Regions from separate parts of the Mus musculus genome. Here region 1 is linked to region 2. A link is a loop called in an ENCODE intact Hi-C map of the cell type or tissue named here. Cell type or tissue: gastrocnemius. All regions are shown on one strand.

What was found. Peaks named below come from ENCODE experiments on the same cell type or tissue, not always from the same donor. Only the 100,000 strongest peaks of a DNase experiment are listed, where the experiment ranks them.
Region 1: it touches region 2 in a loop (2.3-fold over the local background); 1 of 42 quality-filtered maps calls a loop at or near these places.

Annotation. Positions count from the first base shown.
Region 1 is chr3:83,961,652-83,965,651 of GRCm38, reverse strand. Tmem131l (transmembrane 131 like) reads left to right here. Exons shown (of 35, transcript NM_172681.4): 5 at 3,231-3,354. Among named protein-coding and RNA genes, the nearest start is that of Tmem131l, 77 kb to the left of the region's middle. In gastrocnemius, no CTCF peak of the experiment used is centred here; DNase peaks (open chromatin) are centred at 106 and 1,743; H3K4me3 peaks cover 137 bases; H3K27ac peaks cover 1,376 bases.
Region 2 is chr3:84,057,986-84,061,985 of GRCm38, reverse strand. It overlaps Gm30458 (a long non-coding RNA gene), which reads right to left and starts at 322. Exons shown (of 2, transcript XR_375756.3): 1 at 182-322. In gastrocnemius, no CTCF peak of the experiment used is centred here; a DNase peak (open chromatin) is centred at 2,087; H3K4me3 peaks cover 746 bases; H3K27ac peaks cover 2,244 bases.

The DNA.
Region 1 (4,000 bases), 96 kb after region 2:
AGAAGTGACCAGTGCTTCCCTTCTTCCCACCCACTGGCTCCTGTATGGTTACTAGGACAGCACAGCAGCCACCAAGCTCCCAGTTCCCTCCCTGCTGGTTCAGCTTTCGCCCTCCTTCTGGGATCAGCCTCAGGCAGACTGCAGGCAGATGGCTGACTCTCCACCTTGTCTCTTTCTTCTGTTCCCTGAGAGCTTCTCCAAAGGGCCAGCTCCAAGGCTGGAAGTGCTAATCATTCATACATTTTCATCATTCTCTTGTCATATTAAATTCATAGATTATCTTCCAGTTGTCACTACTGAAGGAAATTCATACCCTTTTAACACATGTAAAAATAGAATATTGAAAAGTAGAATAAAAATAGCCAGTGGCAAGGAGGCTTCTGTGTCTGCTGGGATTCCGGTGGCTGTAGGCAGACGCCCTGCTGAGGAGGGAGGGTGCTATCATCTCTCCTTAGAGCATTTCTCCAAGGTCTTGGAAACCAGAACACGTGTGACTAGTATGTAAAGTCTTAGGGGGCAAGTTTAAGTAGCTCAGTTGATTTGTTGGCACCTTTTAGTTAAGGCTATGAAATCTGTATTCATTGATAACAAGAAAGGAGGACATGAGCCCAGTTCTCTGGCTGGGTTTATTAGGTAACCCTTATGTTTATAGTAGAATTTGTTGTTGTTGGTGGTGGTGGTGGTTGGTTGGTTTTGGTTTGGTTTGGTTTTGGTTTCTCTGTGTAGCCCTGGCTGTCCTGAAACTCCCTCTGTAGACCAGGCTGGCCTCGAACTCAGGGATCCACCTGACCGCTGCTTCTCAAGTGCTGGGATCAAAGGCGTGCTCTACCATGCCTGGCAGGAAATGATTTCATTTTAATTGAATTATTTAATTAATTTTAAGTTAATTATTTAATTAAATTTGGGGGCTAGAGTGGTAATTCAGGATTTAAGAGGGTTTGCTGCTATTCTGGGGGCCTGAGTTCAGTTCTAGCACACACTGGGCCATCTCACAACCACCTAATTTCAGCTCCAAGAGATCTGATCCCCTCATCTGAACTCTGTGTGTGTCCTCCCCCAGTACATACATGTGTGGCCTACACTCAGTGCATACCCATATCCATACATGAGAAAAGTACAGTTTAGACATCAAAAGGATCAAGGTTTTAATCACACAAATGTGTTTTAGTTATAAGTGGAGGTTCTAAAATATTTATAATTTAAAATACTCACCAGATATATTAAAATCTTTCATTAAGATAAGTGCTTAGAAAAGTCCCTGTGAGAGCTGGGACAGCATGTCACACATTGAGTAGCAGGTTCACAGTGCTCCATATGAGATAAACAACATGCATATTGTTCTTAGACAAGTGAGCTTTTCCCTGTGTGAGGCAGAGTAGCCCAGGCTGGCCCTAGACTCGCCACTGTATAGGGAGTCCTGTCCCCAGTCTCACGGTTCTACTAGAATAAATGGCACATCTTTATTATTAGAAAAATTGGAACAGACAAAAGAAATACAAACATAACACATGAGGATTTTGCTTAAATTGGAATGTAGGTTTATTTGGGGCCACACTAACCAGAACTGTAGATTTGGGGATCTAGAAGAATGAGTGCAGTGAATGAGTTGCAGGCTCTACTGCAGCCTGGTGGAGCAGGTGAGGTCAGTGAGAGACATACATAGGTGCTGGAAGGAAATGACCACTGCAGACCGGCTAGGCTGGAGGCCTCTCTTGCTCTCCACAGCCCTCTTGCTAGGCTGCCAGCCAAAGCTTCGATGTGACAGCCTCTCCGTTAGATCATTAGTGGGAGATTGGTGAGAGGGTTTCAAATGCTGTGTAAAGCCTTTTGCCTCTGCAGGTTTTTGTTTTGCTTTTGAGACAGGATTTCCCTCTGTACCTCAGGCCGAGAGAGCCTGTGGTTCTGCAGCAGCAGCCTCCTGAATGCTCTCCCACTGTACTGAGCGCCATGAGAATTCCCTGTCCTTCCCTCTTTCTCTCTCTTGAACTATTACAATGTATTTACCAAAAAGTGCAGTATGAAAGTGTGCTTGCCCAGCTTTGAGAGTAAATTAAAATAGGCAGGGATGTGGATTTCCTTGCTGACCAATGGCCAGCTTGTTCCAAGGCTCGCAACTCCAGGGTATGGTTTCTTCATATTGTTTCTTTGCCTGTAGTTGCCATCTCCATACATTGATCGGTCATGTGACAAAGGGAAAGATTCCTCCTAGTACTCCTTGGATGCGTCAGCCCCGTTTAATTTCACTGATCATCTTTCATGCATGTATTTCTTGAGCTTAGAAGGCGGGCCTTGCTTGTGTGTTTCCTTGGTGGGCTCTGAGAAGCTTTGAGTGGTGAATAGAGTTTCTTAACTAAATGTCTCTTGATTTGAAAGAGAAACCCTAGATACGTTAGTACATGCAGAGTATATTTGGCTTTATAAACAAAAATATGTGAAAGCACTTAATAATGTAGATACGCTGAATTCTTACAACACAGAAACAAATGGGGCGCTAGTATAGGTTGTCATTATTCTTAGAAAAATAAAACTTCTTTTGTTTGCTTTTAAACCTGTTATGTTTTATTTCCAACAAGATCTGCCAGTTCTGTTCTGAGAACTGTCTCTCTTCAGAGGGGAGCTAAGCAGCAGCTATCCCACTATCTCCACTATCTCCCCATCCCACTAAGGCCCTAGTGACCAGCCAGAGTGTGCTTTCACCCAGTCCTAGTGACCAGCCAGAGTGTGCTTTCACCCAGTCCTAGTGACCAGCCAGAGTGTGGTTTCACCCAGTGGGGCTTTGAGTTTATTGGGTTACTTACTGTGGATGACAGGTTACTGGAAAGACATGACAGCTGCACTGAGAAGTCTTTAGCCAGCACGAGCTCTCCCTGGCTCTGCAGACTTCCTCCTCTCAGGTCTCCACAGCCTATATACTCCAGCCCCTCCTCTGGAAGGGAATGCCAGCTGTCAACACACCCAGCTGTGATCGCTTGCAACCAGACACAGCTGAACTATTGATGATGGAGACTTTGGCCCTGAGGATGGTACCGTCCACCCTGTTCTTCTTTTAACTTTATAATGAACACTGATAGCTCTCTGGGGTTAAAACATGTATAGGCTAGAGATGCAGCTCAGTGGTGTGCATGGCAACCTGAGTTCAGTCCATAGCATAAATAATGGAGTGTAATTACGTACATTCGTGAGGGATACTGATAGTCACAAGTACCTTGTCTTTCCTCTTCCCCAACCAGGTTCCTGGGACATCCTGCGGCGAAGCTTCTCTATGCCTACAACCCCAGCAGGGAGAGCGAGGTTGTGGTGAACTCAGTGTTTACAGCTGCTAGACATTTCCATGTGCCGCCTGTCCATTGCAGGGTGAGTGCTGATGAGTCTGACTTTCTGCTCAGAGCCCCTTTCTGGCCGTGTTTCCATTTGGTTGCTTGTTGGTTGCTTTGTGTGTACTTTCCCATCCATTTTTTTCATGGTTTTGGTAGTGCTGGATACTTGATGGGGAAAAATGGCAAGTTTTTCAGTCACCTTGAACTTCCTTAAGCTTTTAATGATTTTGATTGCCATGTTGCTCCATGTTAAAACGTTCACAAACTAACGAGAGCAAGGAAATGTTAACAGAGAAGCCCTAAGTTTGGTCTATGATTGGTTTGGTTTATGCAGATAAACACTGTCCCTGGTTTTTAGTACCATGTCAATATATTTAATAAAAAAAAAATCTGCCCATCTGTACATCATCCTCTGTACTTAAATAGAAACAGACTGTTAGGTACAGACAGGTGGACACGTGGGTGAAGCGGAGTGTAGAAAGTAAGGCACACGGCTCCAATCTGCAGTGAGGGAACTGGGCAGTTATTTGCCGTGATTGGCAGCTGCTGTTGGAGTGACAGATGTCAGTTTGGAGAGGCTCGGGGCTTCGTGATGCTGATAAAGGATGCAGGATGTGAGCGAGGAGCTGTTTGCAGTAGTCAGGAGGGAAGAAAGGCTGTGGCTACTTTCCAGGTGGCTAACG
Region 2 (4,000 bases):
CCTTACACAGCTCCAGCCACACTGGCCTCACGCAGCACCCTCCTGTTTCAAGGTCTCAGCTGTGCTCTGCCAAGACTGTTCTTGTCCCAGAGAGCTGTGGGGTAATATTTGCTCACATGCCGTCTTTTTATTGAAGCCTGCCTTTGTCTTGACGCTGAAAATTGTGCCTGTTCCTACTTACCACTTCTACTGCCTCAGCCACCTTCTCCTACTGGGACGATAACCTCTACTTCCCATGGAAGGCTGGTCAATGCTCCTCACTGCTACATCAGACTTCCTTCCTGCCTTACAGAGAATTCAACATCCTGGCTTGGGACTCACACAGGTCCAGAAATAGACCTGCTTCTTGTCAGTGACTTTCATGGCAAATGTTGAACACAGTGTCTGCTGTGGTCTGAATGGAAGAGGACATTTCTCTAGTGGGATTTTCATTAGATAAACTCATGTTTTGTCACTTAAGGCTTATACAAATTTGACTCTTTAGGATATGAAAACATCTATTAAACAGAATTTATTGTTTGTTCTATTTTATAACCTTATGTATTGCCACCCTGACTTTGACATGATACATTTTGAAAACTGTATGTTTATGACCATATATATATAATATGCATATTTTTTCATTTTCTGCTAAACATTTTTTTTATTCTCTAAAGGATTGAAATTAGCAAAGTCAAAGCAATCTGCCTAGAAATGTACATTAAAATCGTAACTTTCCCATTTTGTGGCTAAGTGCCTCGAGGCTTGGGATCTGTCTGAAGTCACTCTTTTGGTGGACTGTGAGTTAGTCCTGGTCGTCACACCTCCTGAAGATCAATGATCTCTTACCCAAGATCACCTTCAAAATGCGTGTGGGGCGAATGTGCAGCTAGCCAGGTTATATTTACTTATTAGCTGGCACTAGCTAATAAAGTTGGGGCAAACAAGACCAAGCCACCATCTCTCTGGCTGGCTCACAGATGGAATGAGATTTAATTTGAAAATATATAGAACCCATTTCTATAAAGCTTTGGCAGTTCACCCTCTGGCATTAGCATTGAGAATTATTAATTACCACCCTGGTTCCACGTGTGCATATGTGTCTGTTTTGTAAGATCTAATGAGGAAGTGTTGGATCAAGTACATCAAATATATTCTTAAGAAAGGCCAATGGTAGGTTTTAAAATCTACTAACCAAAAGAAACACGAGTGGGACGATGTTAATTAGATCAATGTAGCCATTCCATAATGTCTGCAACATGTTGTAGACCATAAATATGTATTCTTTTTTAATATTTAAAATGTTAATTAATTTTTAACAAACAAACAGTGTAGACCTTGTCAGGTAAAACTGTTTTGTTGGGATGCAGAATGGTAACCATAGTAGCCAGGTCAGGTTGCTCAGACACTTGTGAGGCTGGGGACTTCAGGAGAGACTTGGTCACCATCCCTTTTATCTCCAGGACTAATGACCCTTTTTCTTTTTCCACTTACAGTTCTCAGTGGTTGCAAAACGGAAGTCAAGTTTTCCCATGTTTGTTGAAGTGCAGACTTGCTTTAGGCCAGGGATAAATTAACAGTAAACTCAGGTTGAAAACCTGGACCAGCACAGAACTGAGAACTCATGACTTTTCTAATCTGCCATCTGTGCTAGGACGGGGTAATTACAGAGATTTTGCAACTGTTTATACAGCATTTGAAATTCTAGACTTCTACTCCCAGGAGATCAGGGTCAGACTGTTTATGTCTCTCATCAGTTGAGTGAGAGTCTCTTTACTATTTTAAATGGTCCCTCCATCCTGCCCTGTTTCCTGATAACCAACCTTCACCAAGAGCTCGGAACAGGCAGTAATAATTAGACATTAACAAAGGACGGGTTTTTAAGCTAGTCCTTTATGGTTTATGGTACGCAGATTTTAGGAGCTGTTTTGTATTTGCTGGGGGAAAAACCGTAAGAAATGGGAATGTAGGATGAACATACTCAGGTTTACCCAAGATTAAAGGGAAGGCACGTTCTATTTCTATTTTACAATTCACTGTCCCAGAGTGTTGGCTGTTTGGAATGCAGCCTATGCCCTGTTGGCAGGGATTTGGAATCAATTTACAGTGTGTGAGATGATAACACATGTTCTGGATCAGGGGCAGGGAATGCTCGGAGCTGTAACTCTGTCTGTCTCCCCATTAGCACAAAGTCTTGCAAACTCGAAGCTGGAGAAGTGCCTAAAAATGCTAGGCTCAGAATGTATGTGTGCCTTTACAAATGCAACACAAAACATAGGCCCAGGATAAATGCCATAAATTGAAGTCATCAAAAAAGATGAAGACAAAAAAACCCACCTCCATTTAACTGATTTCCTGGTATTGGGTAGAGATGCTACTTTTGTGAACCAGAAATACAGCTGTATGCACATTGACATCTGTGCCTAGTGTTTCGATAACGTTCAACAACAGCTGGAGACTGCATCTGAGACTCACTCGTGGGGAGAAAAAACTCGGTGGAAAGCGTCTGTGCTAATAAGGCACAGCAGTATGTGTACAAAATTCAGACAGTGTAAGTTGAAACCTGATACCCCCGAGGCACGAGGTAGAAGCTGACTCTTGGCTCTAGAAGCTAAACAATCAAGTAACGTGTATGTGCGTGTAAGGGCAGGCTTGGGACAGGCGCCATTCAGAAGCCTTTGTGAAACCAAATGGCAAGGCTCAGCCAAACGATGAAACGCTGTTCTTCGAAAGATGAGATTTACACATTGAAATGATCAGAAAATTAAAAGTTAGATTTCTTTTTTATTTAAATCCTAAAACCTATTGTGTTCTGGACTTTTAAATGAATGCCTTATTGCTTTTACTTTACCTGTACACATATATGTATATGTATGTGTGTGTGTGTGTGTGTGTGTGTGTGTATATATATATATATATATATATATATATATATACATATACATACATACGCACACACATTCTCTGATGATGGTCTTGAGTAAATGTCAGTGGCTATGTGATTTTAAATATTCAGACTATAAAATCATTGCACAAATCATAATTGACTTTGTGTTTTTAGAACATTTTACTGATTGACAACATAACCAACTTAAGTATGTCTGAATTATTTATTACCAAAATTTTGTCAAAAAGACTCTGATTAAATAAATGGTCAAGAAAAAGGGCACATCTTCAGTTAGAGGAAAGATTATTTTATCATTGCTTATTTGAGTTTAGAAGTATAAGAATTTGTGAAATGAGCCAGGCTTGGGCTGAGGCAAGAATATTCCTCGAGCCTAGGAATCTAAGGTCAGTATGGGCAATATTGCAAACTCAGTCTGAAAAAATGAAGAAGGGACAGGGCTGTAGCACAGGGGTGAAGGGCTTGACCCATGGTCCTGAGAAGAAAGAAGACTTCCCTAATATGTTCAAGGCCCTGGGTTTGATTTCCAGCACCACATGAACCAGGTGTAACTTAGAAGATGGAGACAGAAAATCAGGAATTTAAGGCTATCCATGGCTACGTATGAGTTTGGAGAAAACCTGGGGTACATAAGAACTTGTCTCAAAGAAAAAAAAACTTTAAAACCACCTCTTGATTTTGTTCTGCCAGGAAACATTTGTGAATGCCCAAAAGACCACCAAGGAGCTGATTCCGATGCAATCACATTGGTGTCTTTATTCAAGCTGGAGCTTGGACCACACCACTGTCTCTGACACAGGAGAATGGGAAGGCAGGGGGCAGGGGGATGGGGGCAAGCCCAGCTTCAGGCAAGCATTTAGAGAGGCAAGAAGGGGGTATCTAGCCTGGTACATATGTGATTGGGAGGCCATTACAGCCTTTAACATAATTGGCTGGTGCCGGGAGCCAAACCATAAAGCTAACTTCTGCTTTCCTTCTGAATGGTGGTTGTTAGGAAGTGAAGTGTCAAGGGCAGGCTTGTAACCTGGAGGTGCAGATTTGTTGGGGAATAATCTGGAAACAGATGCTAGACACAGGTCTTGTTAGGGGCTGTCTTAGTCAGGGCTTGTATTCCTG